Regions from separate parts of the Homo sapiens genome. Here region 1 is linked to region 2. Evidence: read pairs that join two places in POLR2A ChIA-PET (ENCODE). Cell type or tissue: B cell. All regions are shown on one strand. Links, peaks and the distances in the headings refer to the core of each region. The heading gives the core; the rest is flanking DNA.

Region 1 (8,000 bases), core at 1-8,000, 250 kb after region 2:
GTGATGCATGTATGACATGGGTTGCCAGCAGATTCATTTTCAGTGTGGAGTCTTCCTTGGGGAAAATTCTTGATTCCTTTTCCTTCTATATTGCTTCTTAAAATCTCACCATGGCGCCAATGTGTCTCTTGTGATCCTAAAGTACCTACCAAAACCAACGGTAATAATAGCTGTAATATACTGAGTTCCTACCATACTCCAGGAACTGTACTAAGTGCTTTATGTCATTGCCTAATTAAAAGATTTATGTGTAAAGTGCTGAGAACAGCAACTGGCGTAATAACTGCTATTACTGCCTCAACTAATTCTCATGGCAACTCCATGAAGTTACTATTATTATCTTCATTCTGTAGAAGAAGGAACTGAGGTTTGGAGAGGTAATTTGCCATAGATACCACAACTAGTAAGTGGCTGAGTCAGGATTCATGCCTACGTGGGACACCAAAGACTGGGCTCTTACTAAATACATTTTGGTTCGGGGGTTGCAAACTCAAATATCTACAGGGCCAGGCAAGAATATAGAGCCAGGTGGGGACTTTGGCCAACTGGAGAGTTTACACCCAGTCTAAAGAGGGCTGCTGATGTCAGCTACGTCATCCAGGGATTCATTACTCCCGCATGGAAATGTGAGACAGAGGTCCCCATTTTTGAAGAGAAACTGCGAATCAGTTTTTAATGTGAAATATTCAGAATTTTAAATTGCAGCAGCATAGGCCAGGAGCGGTGGCTCACGCCTGTCATCCCAGCGCTTTGGGAGGCTGCAGCAGGCGGATCACCTGAGGTCAGGAGTTCAAGACCAGCCTGGCCAACATGGTGAAACCCTGTCTCTACTAAAAATACAAAAATCAGCCGGGCATGGTGGCACGCGCCTGTAATCCCAGCTACTCAGGAGGCTGAGGCAGGAGAATCACTTGAACCCAGGAGGTGGAGGTTGCAGTAAGCTAAGATTGCACCACTGCACTCCAGCCTGGGTGACAAAGCAAGACTCCATCTCAAAATAAAATAAAATAAAAATAAAATAAAATGCAGAAGCTTACTTAATTTTTAAAAATAAAATGTGCAAAAGAGTATTGCAGGTAAAACAAACACACACAGATTAAACCACAAAATGAAACAGTCTGCAACCCAGATTTGCGCCAGAAGCCAATATTATCTACTTTAGAAACACCAGCCTAGATTACATCTTCTATCCCAGGAAGGCCCAAACTCCCCTTTGCTTTCCATTTTTGCCTTCTTGGGACAGAAATCTTTAAACCGGGGACCAGCAAAATTGTTGTTAAACAGCCAGAGAGTAAATATTTTCAGCTTTGCTATCTCTGTGGCAAATACTGAACTCTGTTATAGTGGCATCAACATGTTTTATTTTCTTTTGTTCTCAAAATGGCTTCATGAGGAGCCTAATGTTATAATGAGGAAATTGAAGCAATATAAACAAATGGGCACGATTGTGTTTCAATAAAATTTTATTTTCCGACGCTGAAATCTGAATTTCACATTTTTTTGCAGGTCACAAATAATATTCTTTCGATTTTTTTTTCAACTATCTAAATATGCAAAAACCATTCTTGGCTCATGGGCTGTACAAACGTGGGTAGTAGTAAGCTGCTTTAGACCATTAAAAACTGGTGACTGCAGGCCAGGCGCAGTGGCTCACCCCTGTAATCCCAGCACTTCAGGAGGCTGAGGCAGGTGGATCAGCTGAGGCCAGGAGTTCAAGACCAGCCTGGACAATATGGCAAAACCCTTTCTCTACTAAAAATAAAAAATTAGCTGGGCATAGTGGTGCATGCCTGTAGTCCCAGCTACTTGGGAGGCTGAGGCAGGAGAATCGCTTGAACTGGGGAGGCGGAGGTTGCAGTGGGCTATGATTACACCATTGCACTCCAGCCTGGGTGACAAGAGCGAAACTCTGCCTAAAAAACAAACAAACAACAACAACAAAACTAGTGACTGCGTCTCCAGGAGCTACTGGCGTTTGCTGGTTCTAAGTCTTAGTTTCAAGCTGCCTGAAGTCACCATGAATAGGCCCATTTCACAAGCAGATGCCCACGTGTATGTAGTTCCGAATTCCCTCAGTAATTCTGACTGGTCTGTATTTAGTAAGGTTCCCATTCCATCTTCACCTGAACACTTTCTTCCTTTGAAATCTTTCGTGGAAAACAGCAAATAATGAGGAGTACGGAAATCAACTAACAATGGATGGTGTCACTACCAACACCCTTCCCCTGCCCAGGTGCCCCTGGGACATGCCATGGGGAAGCATAGTTAATGGAGAAGCCACTGGTCCAGTTCATTGCCAACATCAATAGTAGGGGGTAGGCTATAAAATGATCATGAAGCGACCAGGCAAAGAACTTAGTTCACAATACAGACTTGTTGAAGAGAGTGTAATTCATAATAGTAGTTAGGAACTTTGTCTTTGGGGTCAGCTGGTAAATGTCAAGCTGTGTCCTTGAGTAAATCGGTGACTTGGCTAAGCTTCAATTTCCTCCTCATATTAATAACATTGCCTCATTATAACATTAGGCATCTCAGGCCGGGCACAGTGGCTCACACCTGTAATCCCAGCACTTTGGGAGTCTGAGACGGGTAGATCAGGAGGTCAGGAGATCAAGACCATCCTGGCTAACACAGTGAAACCCCGTCTCTACTAGAAATACAAAAAATTAGCCAGGCATGGTGGCAGGCGCCTTTAATCCCAGCTACTCAGGCGGCTGAGGCAGGAGAATGGCGTGAGCAGAGCAAGCAGTGAGCCAAGATTGCGTCACTGCACTCCAGTCTGGGCGAGATTCCGTCTCAAAAAAATAATAAATAAATAACATTAGGCACCTCATAAAGTCATTTAGATAGCTAAAGAGGATAAAACACGTAAATGTGGCCAGGCGCAGTGGCTCACATCTGTAATCCCAGTGCTTTGGGAGGCTGAGGCGGGTGGTTCACCTGAGGTCAGGGGTTCAAGACCAGCCTGGCCAACATGGTGAAACCCTGTCTCTACTAAAAATACAAAAATTAGCCAGGCCTGGTGGTCGGGAGGCTGTGGCACAAGAATCGCTTGAACCTGGGAGGTGGAGGTTGCAGCGAGTTGAGATCGTGCCACTGCACTCCAACCTGGGCAATAGAGCAAGACTCAGTCTCAGAAAAAAAAAAAAAATGCATAAATGCTTAGAATGGTACCTGGTATATAGTAGGTGCACACGTGTGTTACTTATTATGATTTCTTATCCAGTCAACTGGAAGGGGATGGGGCTTAAAACCAAACAGGCATATATAAATGAAACTCTAAAATATGAACAAGCATGAATAAGGTCTTTTTTTCCCAATATCAGGGAAGAAATTATGGGTCTGTCTTTTTTCTAAGAATTTCCTTGAGTCTTCTCTCCTGAACCTCCTTCCTGGTTCTGAGTCTATTATTTGCCTGGTAAGCGGAGAATCAGAACCAAGGAGATGTTCTACATATCCCAAGGCATTTATTATGAAATGGCTCTGGCCTGGAGCCTACTTATAGTAGAAATTAAATATATGACACTCTTATTTTTATGAGATCATAATAGACATCATGATAGTAGCCATGGTAGCCATAATAATAACGGCTACTATTCATAGTGTAATGGTGAAACTACACAGCCTTTGAAACCTGGATCCAAAAATCAATTCCGTCACTCACCAGCTGTGACACCATCTCCTCTGTGATTTTCCATTGTCTCATTATCAAATGTTAATACTAATAGCCTCTACCTCCTGGGGTGGTAAACAAGGGTAAATGAGATAAGGGGTGTAAGGTTTCAGCTATGTGCCTGGCCAATTGGAAGCACTTAATAAGTGTCAGCCATTATTATGACATGCCTAGAGCTTTGCAAAAATTATCTCATGTTCATGTATAGCTTTATTTCATTCTTACAATAACAGTTCTGAAATACCAACGCAGCTCTGTCTGATTCCGAACCTTGTCCGTTTCCCACGACATCACAATGCCCGCCCCCCTGATTCCACTCCAGCTACACAGACAGGGAAAGGGACAAGAATGCATAATTTCTGGAAAATTTTTTGTCCTTTAAAAGAACTGGCAGAGCTATTAACTGCCCCCAGAGACTGGTTAACTGTCTAGTTAACTAACACCCAAAATGATGATTAAACATCCACACCTCAGCCGGGCAAGGTGGCTCACGCCTGTAATCCCAGCACATTGGGAGGCCGAGGCAGGTGGATCACCTGATGTCAGGAGTTCGAGATCAGCCTGGTCAACATGGTGAAACCCATCTCTCCTAAAAATACAAAAATTAGCCGGGCATGGTGGCAGGTGCCTGTAATCCCAGTTACTCGGGAGGCTGAGGCAGGATAATCTCTTGAACCCGGGAGGCAGAGGTTGCAGTGAGCCGAGATCGTGCCATTGCAATCCAAACTGGGCGACAAGAGAGAAACTCTGTCTCAAACAAAACAAAAAAGACAGCAAATGTGGACGGATGTTCAAGATGCATGTTCAGCAAATCTGAGGCTCCCAAAGGGGTGAACCTCATAGCGAGGGAGATGAGCTGTGATCCTTTGGGAGGGCAGAGAGGGAAAGGGAGTGTCCTGTGGTCAGATATGAACATCATTGGGGAGAGTGGACTATTCTGGAATGCCTGGACTCAGCTCTTGATTGGAATGCCGGTTCTATTTAGGTTGGTGCAAAAGTAATTGCACAACTGCACAATTACTTTTACATCAACCTAAATAGCTACTTACCTGAGTGATTTCAAGAAAAATTCTTAAGCCCTGTTTCCTCATTGGTAAAATGAGCGAAAAAAATGATGTACTTGAATTCTGCCTGCTTTTTCCTTCACTGACTGGAGGAGAGGGGAAAGATAAGATAGTCTTCATAATTAGTGTTTATGTTTCATGGTGTTTTTGCGCTTCTGAAGTGGATCCCAACATCATGCAAAATCTAAAAAGCAGCAAATTTCCATCTCCTGCTTTGTATTGTTTATCTTTTGCCTCTACTGGTCTCTTTTTTGTGCCCTAAAGAAACATGCTGTTGATGACTGATCCCGTTGGCTCATGCCTGTAATCCTAGCACTTTGGGAGGCTGAGGAAGGGAGGATCGCTTGTGGCCAGGAGTTTGAGGCCAGCCTGGGCAAGATAGTGAGACCTTTTGTTGTCACTATCAAAAAATGTTGAATTAGCCAGGCATAGTGGCACATGCCTATAGTCCCAGCTACTTGGGAGGCTGGGGTGAGAGGATCACTTGAGCCCAAGAGTTCAAGACTGCAGTGAGCCATGATTGCACCACTGCACTCCAGCCTGGGCCACAGAATGAGACCCTGTCTCTAATAAAAAATAAAGGTGCTCTTGGGCCTACCAGCCCAACAACCCTACAGCCCCCAACAACCAGAGAAAGGATCTGCACATAGCGGTGAGGACCCAGGCTGGCCCCCAGAGCTCTGTCTCCTCCCCCAGGCTCAGAACCCTTATCTGTTTCCACAGGGGCTTTCCGAGGCGTGTGCAAGAAAATCGATCACTTCCCTGAAGATGCTGACTACGAACAGGACACAGCCGAATATCTCCTGCGTAAGTTCCCCGGCTTCTCGGGTCTCTCTGGGAGGAAGGGATGGGCCTCTGCCATCACTCAGCTGCCTCTGAGTCGGAGCTTCCTCAGCATCTGTCCCTAGAAATAGATAAGTGCAAAGAAGCCCCATGTGCCAGTACACAGAGACACTCAAGTGGTTCTGAGAGCTAAGCCTCTTTAGTTTCAATGAATTAGAAACAGAAAGAAGAAGCAGGGGGTAGGGTGGGGGATGGTTCATGCCTGTAATCCCAGCACTCTGGGAGGCAGAGGCCAGAAAGGATCGCTTGAGCTCAGGAGGTCGAGATCAGCCTGGGCAATATAGCAAGAACCCATCTCTACAAAAAATTAAAAAATTAGCTGCATGTGGTGGCACACACCTGTAGTCCTAGCTACTCAGGAGGCTAAGGTGGGAGGATCATTTAAGCCCAGGGGATTGAGGCTGCAGTGAGCTATGATCATACCACTGCAGTCCAGCCTGGGTGACAGAGTGAGACCCTGTCTCTGAAAAGAAAGAGAAGGAGAAAGAAAAGGAGAATGAGAATGAGAAAGAGAAAGAGAAAGAGAAGGGAGGAAGGAAGGAAGGCAGGAAGGAAGACAGAAAAGTAGGTGAGTCAAAACTGAAAGGTTCTTTTTAGTCAGTTTAGGAGAAAAATCTAAGGAACTTTCTCTAACTTGAATGCAAGTTTTCACTTTCCCAGGAGGGTTGATTGGAGGTGCTAATGGCAGAGTGCTAATGGGTGATGTGAGGTGCTAATGGGTGAGGTCCCAAGGAGCAAGACCTAGGAGAATAAATACAAACCCAAGTTCACCTCTTCTTTGACTTCCCTCCAGTTTCAGTCCTACTGGGACAGAGCCAATGTCTCTGTAGGATTTTTCCAAAGTCAGTAACCTGGATATGACATGAACCGTCACAACTACAGCATGTAGGAGCCAAAAGAATGTGGTGGCTTTGAGCCAAGGCCTCTGGAATCTGGGCTTTGACCCTTGTTTGACTCTACTAGCTGGGTTGGACTTGAGGCAAGGGGCTTTACCTCTCTCTCTAGTTCCTACCTTTCTTCATTTTTTTCTGAAATGGAGATTATAATGTCATCCATCTGACAGGGTCACAAAAATTAGCCGGGGCCCAACACATAGTCAGGAGGCAATATGCATTAGCTCCCGTTTCTTGCATGGGATTAGCAATGCAAAATTCACTGCAGAGATGAGCCTTCCATTGGTCAAGGCACAGAGAGAACTTGATTTGGGATTTTAATGTAATTTCTTCAGCAAGAATTTGTGTTGGATTCACTCAAAATAGTGAGGCCAAGTGCAATGGCTCACACCTGTAATCTCAGCACTTTAGGAGGCCAAGGTGGGAGGATCACTTGAAGCCAGGAGTTCAAGACCAGTCTGGGCAACATATTAAGTCGCCAACTCTACAGAATTTTTTTTTTTTTAATTATCCAGGCATGGTAGTGCACACCCTTAGTCCCAGCTACTTGGGAGGCTGAGGTGGGAGGATTGCTTGAGCCCAGGAAGCTGAGGCTGCAGTGCCATTGCAGTGATCGTGCCATTGCATTGATTGTGCCATTGCGCTAATCAATAATATTGATTAGTGACTGGCTACACGGTGTGGAGGATAGTGTCAGATGCAGCATTATTAGGTTAATTTATGCTACTTGTGGCAAAAGCCAGCAATTTCAAGAGATGAGTACCCAGCTCAAAGAGGAGAGAAGGATGTGATCACTGTCTCATTGTAATGTCTCTCTGGGCCTGATAATTAAAAGGACTTGCGTTACTCAGATAAAAGTTGTTTTCTTTTCTCACCCCTCACATCAGCAGCTCAAAAAGATTCAGTGTGGAGAGCAAAATTAGCCACACTTAGAGATGTAGCTTAACCAAAATTTGGGAGATGACACAGATCACTTGCATCTTCTCAATAGAGAATGGCATTAGTCATCACCAGTGGGGTTTTACCAGAGTGCCCATAGATTTTCTTTGTTTTTCTTTTTCATGTTGATAAAACATGTTGACGTTTGCTCTGTCGGAGACTAAACAGAACTGTGACTTCTCTTCACAACTTGTATAGCTGATTTTAAGTTCTTCAGAGAGGCCCATAGCTTTTCTGACAAAGTATTTTTTTCTCGTCTGGGAAGATGTCCCTTCCTCTCTCCTCACCCCTAGCCCTCGGTCCACCTAAGCTTCACCAATAGCAGCAGAATTGGGCTAAGGTTAAGGAGAGGCCTTAATGAGAACACAGATTTCCTGCTGAGAGTTTTGGAATTCCTGATCCAGCCACGTAGGGCTGGGAGCACATTCCTGCAGGGTTCTCCCTGCCTGGCTGGTGTTCACTCTGCCTGCCGGTCCCTTTCCTGACCCACAACCCTGGTGGGAATGGGATTCTGCATATCGACTTTTCTGTTGTTTCTTCTTTTCTCCTATGCTCTTTGGGGTAGGCTACAGCATAAACCCATAGCAG
Region 2 (9,456 bases), core at 902-8,901:
ATTGTAAGTGGAAATGACTGCAGTGAGCATGGGTGGTGGAGGTTGGGTTATGTGCCACCTGAAATCAGGGAGTTCCTCCTCCCTTAGCTCCTGTTTCCTTCCTTCCCTACCTCCCTCCTTTTCTGTCTTCTCCATCCCTCACTCCTATCTTTCCCTCCCTTCTTTTCCATCTGCAATTTTGTATTGTGAGCCAAGAAAAAAAATTAGAGCTATTTTTTTAATAGAGATGAGAATGCCTGTGGTGTGGGGGAGTGGGTAGGACAGGAAATGGTGTGATGTGTTGCTAAGTGAAGGCAAGTTGTGGGAGAAATGATGGGGCTCAGCAAATAGGGGAACATAACCTACAGGGTGTGGTGACAGCCTCTCTAGAGTTGGGTTTATGGATGATGCTTGGCCTGCAGCCTTCTGGGACATCTCCACCAGCCTCCCTTGAGGGTCTTCCCTGGCCAGGGCTCCAAGAATCTGGGAGTCTCTTTCTTGTACATCTAGGCATCAGGAGTTGGTTATAACAGCCAATTCACTGAGCATATATGATGTGTGACAAACACTGGGTTAAGCGATCCGACTTCATCGGCTCATTTTATTCCCAATGTAGCAATAGGGCTTATAGAGGTTAAAGAGTATGCCCAAAGTCCCATAGCAAATATGGGGTGGAGTGGGATTCAGCTTCTGGCAGTCTGACTTTAGCGGTCATACTTTTTTAGCCACCAGCTAGAAGCACAGTTCCTTGTCCTGTCTCCTCTTCCCTCTCTCAGGGCAAAGCTGGGCCCCTTCTCAGCCTCAGTCAAGGACATGTCTCAGAACAGACAATTTCCCCAGGATTTTTCTCCATGCATTTCCTCAGCCTCATTCTCAACCCACCTGTGTGCAGATATACACATGTACACACCCAATTATGCAATTGATATCTGTATTTCTTATAGGCAATAGGAATTCCTGAATATCCTGAACCCTATTAAGACATAAGATAACAAAAGTAGTTAGAACTGTTCTTGTCATAGCCAGTCTAAGACCTCTGCCTGTTTAAGCCACAGGCTGTCAAACAGAAAAAGCTCTCACTCCCTGGAGAGCTAGCCTGGGATGGAAACTGAATATGTTTCTTTCAGCAGCTTGTAATCTTTAAAACTTTCTACCTCCAGGTCTTGTCCTCTTGTACATTTATTCTGCTTGAGAAATTACTACAACCTCCACTGATGTCTTTTCTTTTTCTCTATGCAGTCAGCTGAAAGAATCGGACAAAGACAGAAGACTGTCAGTAGAGATTTGGGATTGGGATTTGACCAGCAGGAATGACTTCATGGGATCTTTGTCCTTTGGGATTTCTGAACTTCAGAAAGCCAGTGTTGATGGCTGGTAAGTAAGATTTTGCCTTGAAAGCTACCATACAGCTTGCTCCATCAAACGCGGGGTCAAGTATGTTTTCCTTTTTCTCCAAAAATTGAAATACTAAAACAGAGTCCCAAAGTGAAGTCTGGTTGATTGGATCTGCCTTGCAGATATGTTTTGTTTGGTCCTTGTACTAAAAACAAAAAAGAAAGAGGCCAGGCCTCGTGTCTGACACCTGTCATCCCAGCACTCTGGGAGGCCGAGGCAGGTAGATCACTTGAGCTCAGGAGTTTAAGACCAGTCTGGGCAACATGGTGAAACCCCATCTCTATCAAAAACATGAAAAATTAGCTGGGCATGGTGGTGTGTGCCTGTAGTTCCAGCTACTCAGGAGGCTGAGATGGGAGGATCACTTGAACCCTGGAGGCAGAGGTTGCAGTGAGCAAGGTGGTCAGAGATTGAGCCACTGCACTCCAGCCTGGGTGACAGAGTGATAAAAAAGAAAGAGAGAGAGAGAGAAGGAATGAAGGAAGGGAGGGAGGAAGGAAGGAAGGAAGGAAGGAAGGAAGGAAGGAAGGAAGGAAAGGAAGAAAAAGGGAAAGGGAAAGGAAGAAGAAAGAAAGAAGAAAGAAAGACGGAAAGCAGGAAGGAAGGAAGGGAGGAAGGGAAGGAGGGACAGAAGGAGGGAGGGAGGGAATTAGTTCTAGTATTTTAAAAATCTGGGGCTAGAAGGCAACAATTGAGAACAGTTGAATAGTTAATGCCCCCTTTAGACAGGACATGGATTTTCTATTTGTCACCGTCCTCACCACTCCCTATTTTATTACATCTGGGCCAATTTACTAAACTACATGATGAGACTGTAACTGCCCAGTGGCTTCTTTGTGCCTGCTGCCCAGACAGAGCCGATTTATCAAGATGGGAGAATTGCAATAGGGAAAGAGTTTTACACACATAGAGCCAGCTAAATGGGAGAACAGAGTTTTTTTATGACTCAAATCAGCCTCCCTGAAAATTTGGAAGCTAGGGCTTTTCAAAGATAGTTTGGCAAGGAGTAGGGTGGCTAGGGAATGGGTGCTGCTGACTGGTTGGGGATGCAGTAATAGGGGTGTGAAAAATGGTCCTCGTGCACTGAGTCCACTTCTGGGTGGGGCCACAGGACTAGTTGGCAGGTCCAGGTGGGGCAGTCTGGTTGTCAGGAAGGCAAAAGCCTGAAAAGACATCTCAAAAGGCCAATCTCAAGTTCTACAGTAGTGATGTTATCTGTAGGAGTAACTTAGGAAGTTGGAAGTGTTGTGAGCTCTGGGATAAAGGCTGATAATAATCCATGTCTACATCTTAGCAGAATTCAGGCTCCTTTCATTCTCCTAACTTGGCAATATTTCATTAGTTTTACAAAGGCAGTTTAGTTTTGGGAAAGGGCTGTCATAATTTAAAATATACAACAAATTTCTTTCAAAGTTAGGTTGGCGGTCTGGTCGGGGTGGAGCCATTGGTTACGAGAAATGCAAAAAAACCTGAAGAGACATCTCAAAAGGCCAGTCTACAATAGTGATCTTATCTGCGGGGGTCATTGGGAAAGTTGCAAATCTTGTGACCTCTGGAATAATGGCTGGTAATCCTTTATGTCTACACCTTAGCAGAATTCAGGCTCCTCTCATCCTCCTAACCTCATGGTCCCTCATTAGCTTTATGAAGGTAGTTTAGTTTTGGGCAAGGGCTATTATCATTTAAAATGTACACTAGGCCGGGCGCAGTGGCTCACCCCTGTATTCCCAGCACTTTGGGAGGCCGAGGTGGGTGGATCACGAGATCGGGAGATCGAGACCATCCTGGCCAACATGGTGAAACCCTGTCTGTACTAAAAATACAAAAATTAGTTGGGTGTGCTGGCATGTGAGGATCACTTGAACCAGGGAGGCGGAGGTTGCAGTGAGCCGAGATCATGCCACTGCACTCCAGCCTGGGTGACAGAGCAAGACTCCATCTCAAAATAAAATGAAATAAAATAAAATAAACACTAAATTTGTCACAAAGTTAACTTGGCCCGAGCCCAGGAAAGCGTAAGGGCAGTTTGGAGGTTAAAGGCAAGCTGGGGGTTGGTTAGATCAAATCTCTTTCACTGACGTCATCATTTTCTCCCTGTTACAATTTCTGCAAAGACAGTTCCATGACTGGCTCCATGGACACTAGAGTGGCTTGTACACTTCACCTGAAAGATATGAGCAACCCACTGTCAGATGGTGTCTGAGAAGCTACCGCTTCCTTGGGAGTCCTTAGCAAGTCTGGCCACAGATCATAGATGTACTGGGGTGTTGTTTTCATAGTCAGCTGCTGTGTCTCCTTTGTCCTGAAGATTTTATTTTGCTCCCTTCCTATGGCAAAAAAAAAAAAAAATATATATATATATATATATATATATATATATATATATATCCTCCAATGTTACCAACAGAGAGGCTGGGTAAGCCCCCTTGGCAACTGTTTCACAGTTAACTGAGTCAAGGAGTCAGAAGAAATAGCTTAACCTGGCACTATAACTTTGGGAGAAGTGGCAATTGGGCTGCTATTACTTCTTTAAGATAAATTGTCTCATATCTGAATTGTCTCATTCAGGACCTTTTCAGCTTCAAGTGAAAGAAAATAAAAATCAAACTGGTTTAGCGAGAAAGAGATGTGTCCTTTGGACCACACACACATCTTTCCTTTCCATTGTTCACCTTATGACTTCCTTGTCTTGGCTCCATGTTTCATCTTAGGCCTTTTTTTTTTTTTTTTTTTTTTGAGACGGAGTCTTGCTCTGTCACCCAGGCTGGAGTGCAGTGGTGTGATCTCGGCTCACTGCAACCTCTGCCTCCTGGGTTCAAGCAATTCTCCTGCCTCAGCCTCCCGAGTAGCTGGGACTACAGGTGCCCGCCACCACGCCCAGCTAATTTTTTGTAATTTTAGTAGAGATGGGGTTTCACCATGTTAGCCAGGATGATCTCGATCTCCTGACCTTGTGATCTGCCTGCCTTGGCCTCCCAAAGTGCTGGGATTGCAGGTGTGAGCCTCCGTGCCCAGCCTATCTTAGGCTTTTCTTGAAACATATATTGAGTGTCCACTAGGTGCTGGTCACTAGAAACACATGGAGGTATAAGACAGACATGACTTCATGGAGCTTAGCTTATGGCAGAGGGTGGGTTGGGGAGATAAACATTGAACAAGGAATTACGCAAATGACAAATCAATGACAACATGATGGAAGATGTGAAGAAGACAGGAGCTGAGAGTTTTGAACCCAAAAGTATCTGAGACAGATTTCAATCAGTTTAGAAAGTTTATTTTGCCAAGGTTAAGGATGTGCCAGTGACACAGACTCAGGAGATCCTGATGACATGGGCCCAAGGTGGATGGGGTACAACTTGCTTTTATACATTTTAGGGAGACGTAAGACATCAATCAATACATGTGAGATTTACATTGGCTCAATCTGGAAAGGCAGGACAACTAAAAGTGGGACGGGGAGGTGCTTCCGGGTCATAGGTAGATTTTACAATTTTCTGATTGGCAATTGGTTGAATGAGCTGTTATCAATAGAAAGGAATGTCTGGGTTACATAAGGAGTTGTGGAGACCAAAGTTTTATCATGAAGATGAAGCCTCCAGGTAGCAGGCTTCAGAGAGACTAGATGGTAATTGTTTCTTATCAGACTTAAGGTCTGTGTTGATGTTAATGCTGGTTGGCTTTTCCTGAATTCCAAAAGGAAGGGGATATAATGAGACATCGTGTCTGACTCTCCCTTCTCATCATGGCCTGAAACAGTTTTTCAGGTTAACTTTGGAATGCCCTTGGCTGAGAGAAGGGGTCCATTTACATGGCTAGGGGGCTTAGAATTTTATTTTGGTTTACAGAATGTACCCCAAAAGAGTTGTGTTAAAGCACAATTCACAAATGGTTAAAAACATAGTTCTCATAAGATAGATAATGGGCATTAATGGGCATTGGCCAAAGATTTCCTTAGCTCACTAAGGAGAAAAGCAGCAGGATGAATGAATGATTCCACAGAAGGTTTGATAAACTGATGTTCGTGTAGTCAGTAGAAAAAGATATGCTGAAATAACTTTGCTCAGTTAAATATAAAACTGACTGATATACAGGACAATAGAATCATAAGCTTTGGGGTTATCTACTAGAATGAAACAAAAAAAAGATTTTGGCCAGGCATGGCGGCTCACACCTGTAATCCCAACACTTTGGGAGGCTGAGGCGGGCGGATCACCTGAGGTCAGGAGTTTGAGACGAGCCTGGCCAACATAGTGAAACCATGTCTCTACTAAAAATACAAAAATTAGCTGGGCATGGTGGCAGGTGCCTGTATTCCCAGCTACTCGGGAGGCTGAGGCAGAAGAATCGCTTGAACCCAGGAGGCAGAGGTTGCAGTGAGCTGAGATGGTGCCACGGCACTCCAGCCTGGGCAAAGATTTCACCTCAGTTTTCTAAAAGTTAACATGTATCTTTGCAGACTAGGGAGGCCATCTGGGGCTGACCTGATGGTGAATAATAAACTAAACAAAGTAATATTACTGTGAGGAAAGAAATAGCTAATTAGAAAATGCTCTAGCATGACATTAAAAGTTCACACGGTCATCTTTTTGGTTTTCTTTTTCCCCCAAGCTTTGGATATTTTTCCCTAACATGCAAATGACTTGACTTTGCAGGGTGTACATCAGTTACTCACAGTGGATGTTTCATTCTCATTTTAAATCAAACTTAAAGAGGTTAAAGAGAAAGAATGCATGATCCTCAGGGGGTATCAGTGTGACAGGAGGAAACATAATAATAATAATTATAATAACAATAGCTACTACTCATTGACTCTTAATAGATGCCAGGCTCTGGGTTGAGCTTTTCCAGATGTCGTGGAGTCACAATTTTACACAGCACTGATCAGGTGTGCAGAAAAAATAAAGCTTATTTCTTTTCTATAATGGACTTAGACTTTCTCATGCACTTTTGTGAGCTCCTGGTGACCGAGGAGAAGGGACTCTATATGCTGCATGTGGTACTTTCTGAGCTTCACTGTTTCACTTTTCTGACTGGTCACTGTTAACAGCAAAACCCAGCTCTGTAAAATATTTTAAAGAAGTTTATTCTGAGTCAATATAAGTGACTGTGGCCTGGGGAAACACAAACCCAAGAAGCTTTGAATAAGTGGTCCTGAGGTGGTTAGATTACAGTTTGGTTTTACATGTTCTGGGGAGGCAGAAGTTACAGGCAAAGACATAAATCAATACATGGAGATTATACATTGGTTTGGGCCCAAAAGGCAGGATAGCTTTAAATGGGGCTTATGGGTTATAGGAGATTCTTTAATTTGCAGTTGGTTAGAGTAAGACTTTGCTAAAACTTGGAGTTAACAGAAAGAAATATTTTATGTTGGCTGGGCGTGGTGGCTCATGCCTGCAATCCCAGCACTTTGGGAGACCGAGGCAGGTGGATCATTTGAAGTCAGGAGTTCGAGACCAGCCTGGCCCACATGGTGAAACCCCGTCTCTACTAAAAATGCAAAAAAATTAGCAAGTTGTGGTGGCACATGCCTGTAATCTCAGCTACTCTGGAGGCTGACCAGGAGAATTGCTTGACGCAGGAGGCGGAGGTTGCAGTGAGCTGAGATCCCGCCACTACACCCAGCCTGGGTGACAGAGTGAGACTCCATCTCAAAAAAAAAAAAAAAAAAAGAGTGTTTAAGTTGAGGATGCTGTGCAGCAAGATGGCTTGCTTATGGTGCAACTTCACCTTTGCCTGGCCTGGCGTTAGTCCTGTTTATAATCTGATATTTTATTGCCACAAAGAGTCTGTTTTGTCAGTCTTATGATCTCTACTTTAACATTCATGTCAGTCCATTGTTGTATATAAACTCCCAAAGAAAGGAGGCATAACAAGACGTGTCCAATCTCCTTTCTCTCATGGCTGATAATTCTGTTTTTAAGGTTTTTCTTAGATCCTCTTGGCCGAGGAGGGGGTCTGTTCTGTCAGTGGGGGGCCTTAAGATTTTATTTTTAGCCTACGTTCCTAAACCAGCGCCCACTGAAGTGGGACTGGTCCCACCTAGCTTTGGGGCATCATTCTGGCTTTGTGCTGAAGATCCTGGCCTGTTGCTTCTCCTTGTGAGTTCCCTCCATGCAGCACCCTCTCTGTCCCACTCATAGGCCACTGCTGGGCCTGGTTCAGGGAGGCCAGGAACCTGCCTGAGTCCTCCCCCTGAGGAGTCTTTTCTGCTCCTTCTGCTGCTGCTGGAATGATGTTGCCTGGTGCATGGATAGGTCTCTGGCCAGCGTTCCAGCCGAGGAGGAGGGAAACCCACCTCTCCCCACCACCTGTCCTTTCTCCTTCCCAAGGTTCTCCAAGCCCCAAAGGGAGGGGCTTCTCCTACAATCACCCAATGAGTTCATCTAGAGCTGATTCACTGAGACGGCAATATTTTAGCAGAGAAAGAGTTTAATAAACACAGTGCCAGCCAAGCTGAAGGATGGGAGTTTATTACTCAAATCAGCCTCCTCCAAAATTCAAAGACTAGGGTTTTTCAAGGACAGTTTAGTGGTAAGTGGGGGCTAGGGAATGGGGAATGCTGATTGGTGGGTTGAGAGTGAAATCATAGGGGGTCAAAGCTGTCTTCTCATGTTGAGTCAGTTCCTGGGTGAGGATCACAAGACCAGGTAAGCCAGTTTCGTTGTATGGATTCCCAGTCTGGGTTGCACCAGCTGGTCCATCAGAATGCAGGGTCTGGAAAATATTTCAAACACCAATTTTAGGTCTATAATAGTGATTTTATCTATAGGAGCAATTGGGGAGATCCTGAATCTTGTGACCTCTGGCTACATGTCTCTGGAGCCAGAATTCTAACTTTGTGGCTAATATGTTAGTTTTACAAAGGCAGTTTTAGTCCCCAAGCAAGGAGATGGTTAGTTTTGGGAAGGAGCTGTTATCGTCTTTGTTTTAAAGTTAAACGAATGGCCAGGTGTGGTGGCTCATATCTGTAATCCCCGCACTTTGGGAGTGCCAAGGTGGGAGGATTGCTTCAGTTCGGGAGTTAGAGACCAGCTTGGGCAACAATGAGATCCTGTCTCAACAAAAAATTTAGCCAGGCATGGCGGCATGCACCTGTGCTCCCAGCTACTCAGGAGCCTGAGGTGGGAGGATCACTTGGGCCCAGGAGGTTGAGGCTGCAATGAGCTGTGATTGTGTCATCGCACTCCAGCCTAGGCAATGGAGAAAGACCCTGTCTCAAAGTAAATAAAGAAACAAATACAAATAAAAAATGAAGTTGAACTGAAACTAACTTCTTCCCATAGTTAGCTTGGCCTAGGCCCAGGAATGGACAAGGATAGCTTGGAGATTAGAAGCAGATGGAGTTAGTTAGGTCCGATTTCTTACACTGTCATAGCTTTTCTATGTCATATTTCTCTTACTGTCATAATTTTTGCAAAAGTGGTTTAACTCCCACACATGCCATATCCTTCTTCCTGGGCTAGTGCCTGCCTTGTCTACTCCCCTAAGGCTGAGAGCAGGGAAGAAAAAAACGGCTTAAGAATAGGGATAGTGTATCAGGAGTAAGCCCAAAATATTACTGCATTTACACTTAGATGATCATTTAATTCTCCAGTTATTCTAGGTTTCATCATTTCCAAGGCTCAGAATAGTTCAGCAGTGTGTTAGGGATACACAGCTTGTAAGCAACGGTGCTGGGTTCAGGTCCAGATTTCTATGATGCCAGAGCCTAAGCATATACAAATTCCATTCTGCCTCCTGATACAGGGTTAGGTGGAAGGCTAGAGGGTAGACAGCTGGGATTTTATTTCGGCTTTCCTGACTGGATGGATGCTTTGTGACCTCAGGTGAGCCACTTCACCTCTCTGTACTACAGCTTTCACAGCAGATATGCCACCCATCAGATTGATTACAACACCCCCTGTCCTCCATCCACCACTTAGGATAGCTGTGAAGTTGATGACATAATAGTTGGAAGGGAACTTTTCCAAAATAAAAGCCCTCTGCAGATTTTTGCAGATAAAAGTCCTCCTCAGATTTACGGCCAAGACATTTGCGATGCTGTCTTGACTGTAAATGGACCAGATCCTAGACATTTGG

Evidence for each region. Peaks named below come from ENCODE experiments on the same cell type or tissue, not always from the same donor. Only the 100,000 strongest peaks of a DNase experiment are listed, where the experiment ranks them.
Region 1: POLR2A ChIA-PET joins it to region 2 with 10 read pairs; 2 of 35 experiments call an interaction of 5 or more read pairs at or near these places.

The regions. Positions count from the first base shown.
Region 1 is chr16:24,341,274-24,349,273 of GRCh38, forward strand. CACNG3 (calcium voltage-gated channel auxiliary subunit gamma 3) reads left to right here. Exons shown (of 4, transcript NM_006539.4): 2 at 5,461-5,544. Among named protein-coding and RNA genes, the nearest start is that of CACNG3, 89 kb to the left of the region's middle. RefSeq lists an enhancer at 2,259-2,760. In B cell, for the core only: no CTCF peak of the experiment used is centred there; no DNase peak of the experiment used is centred there.
Region 2 is chr16:24,092,945-24,102,400 of GRCh38, forward strand. PRKCB (protein kinase C beta) reads left to right here. Exons shown (of 17, transcript NM_002738.7): 6 at 1-3; 7 at 1,219-1,353. Among named protein-coding and RNA genes, the nearest start is that of MIR1273H, 110 kb to the right of the region's middle. In B cell, for the core only: no CTCF peak of the experiment used is centred there; no DNase peak of the experiment used is centred there; H3K27ac peaks cover 637 bases.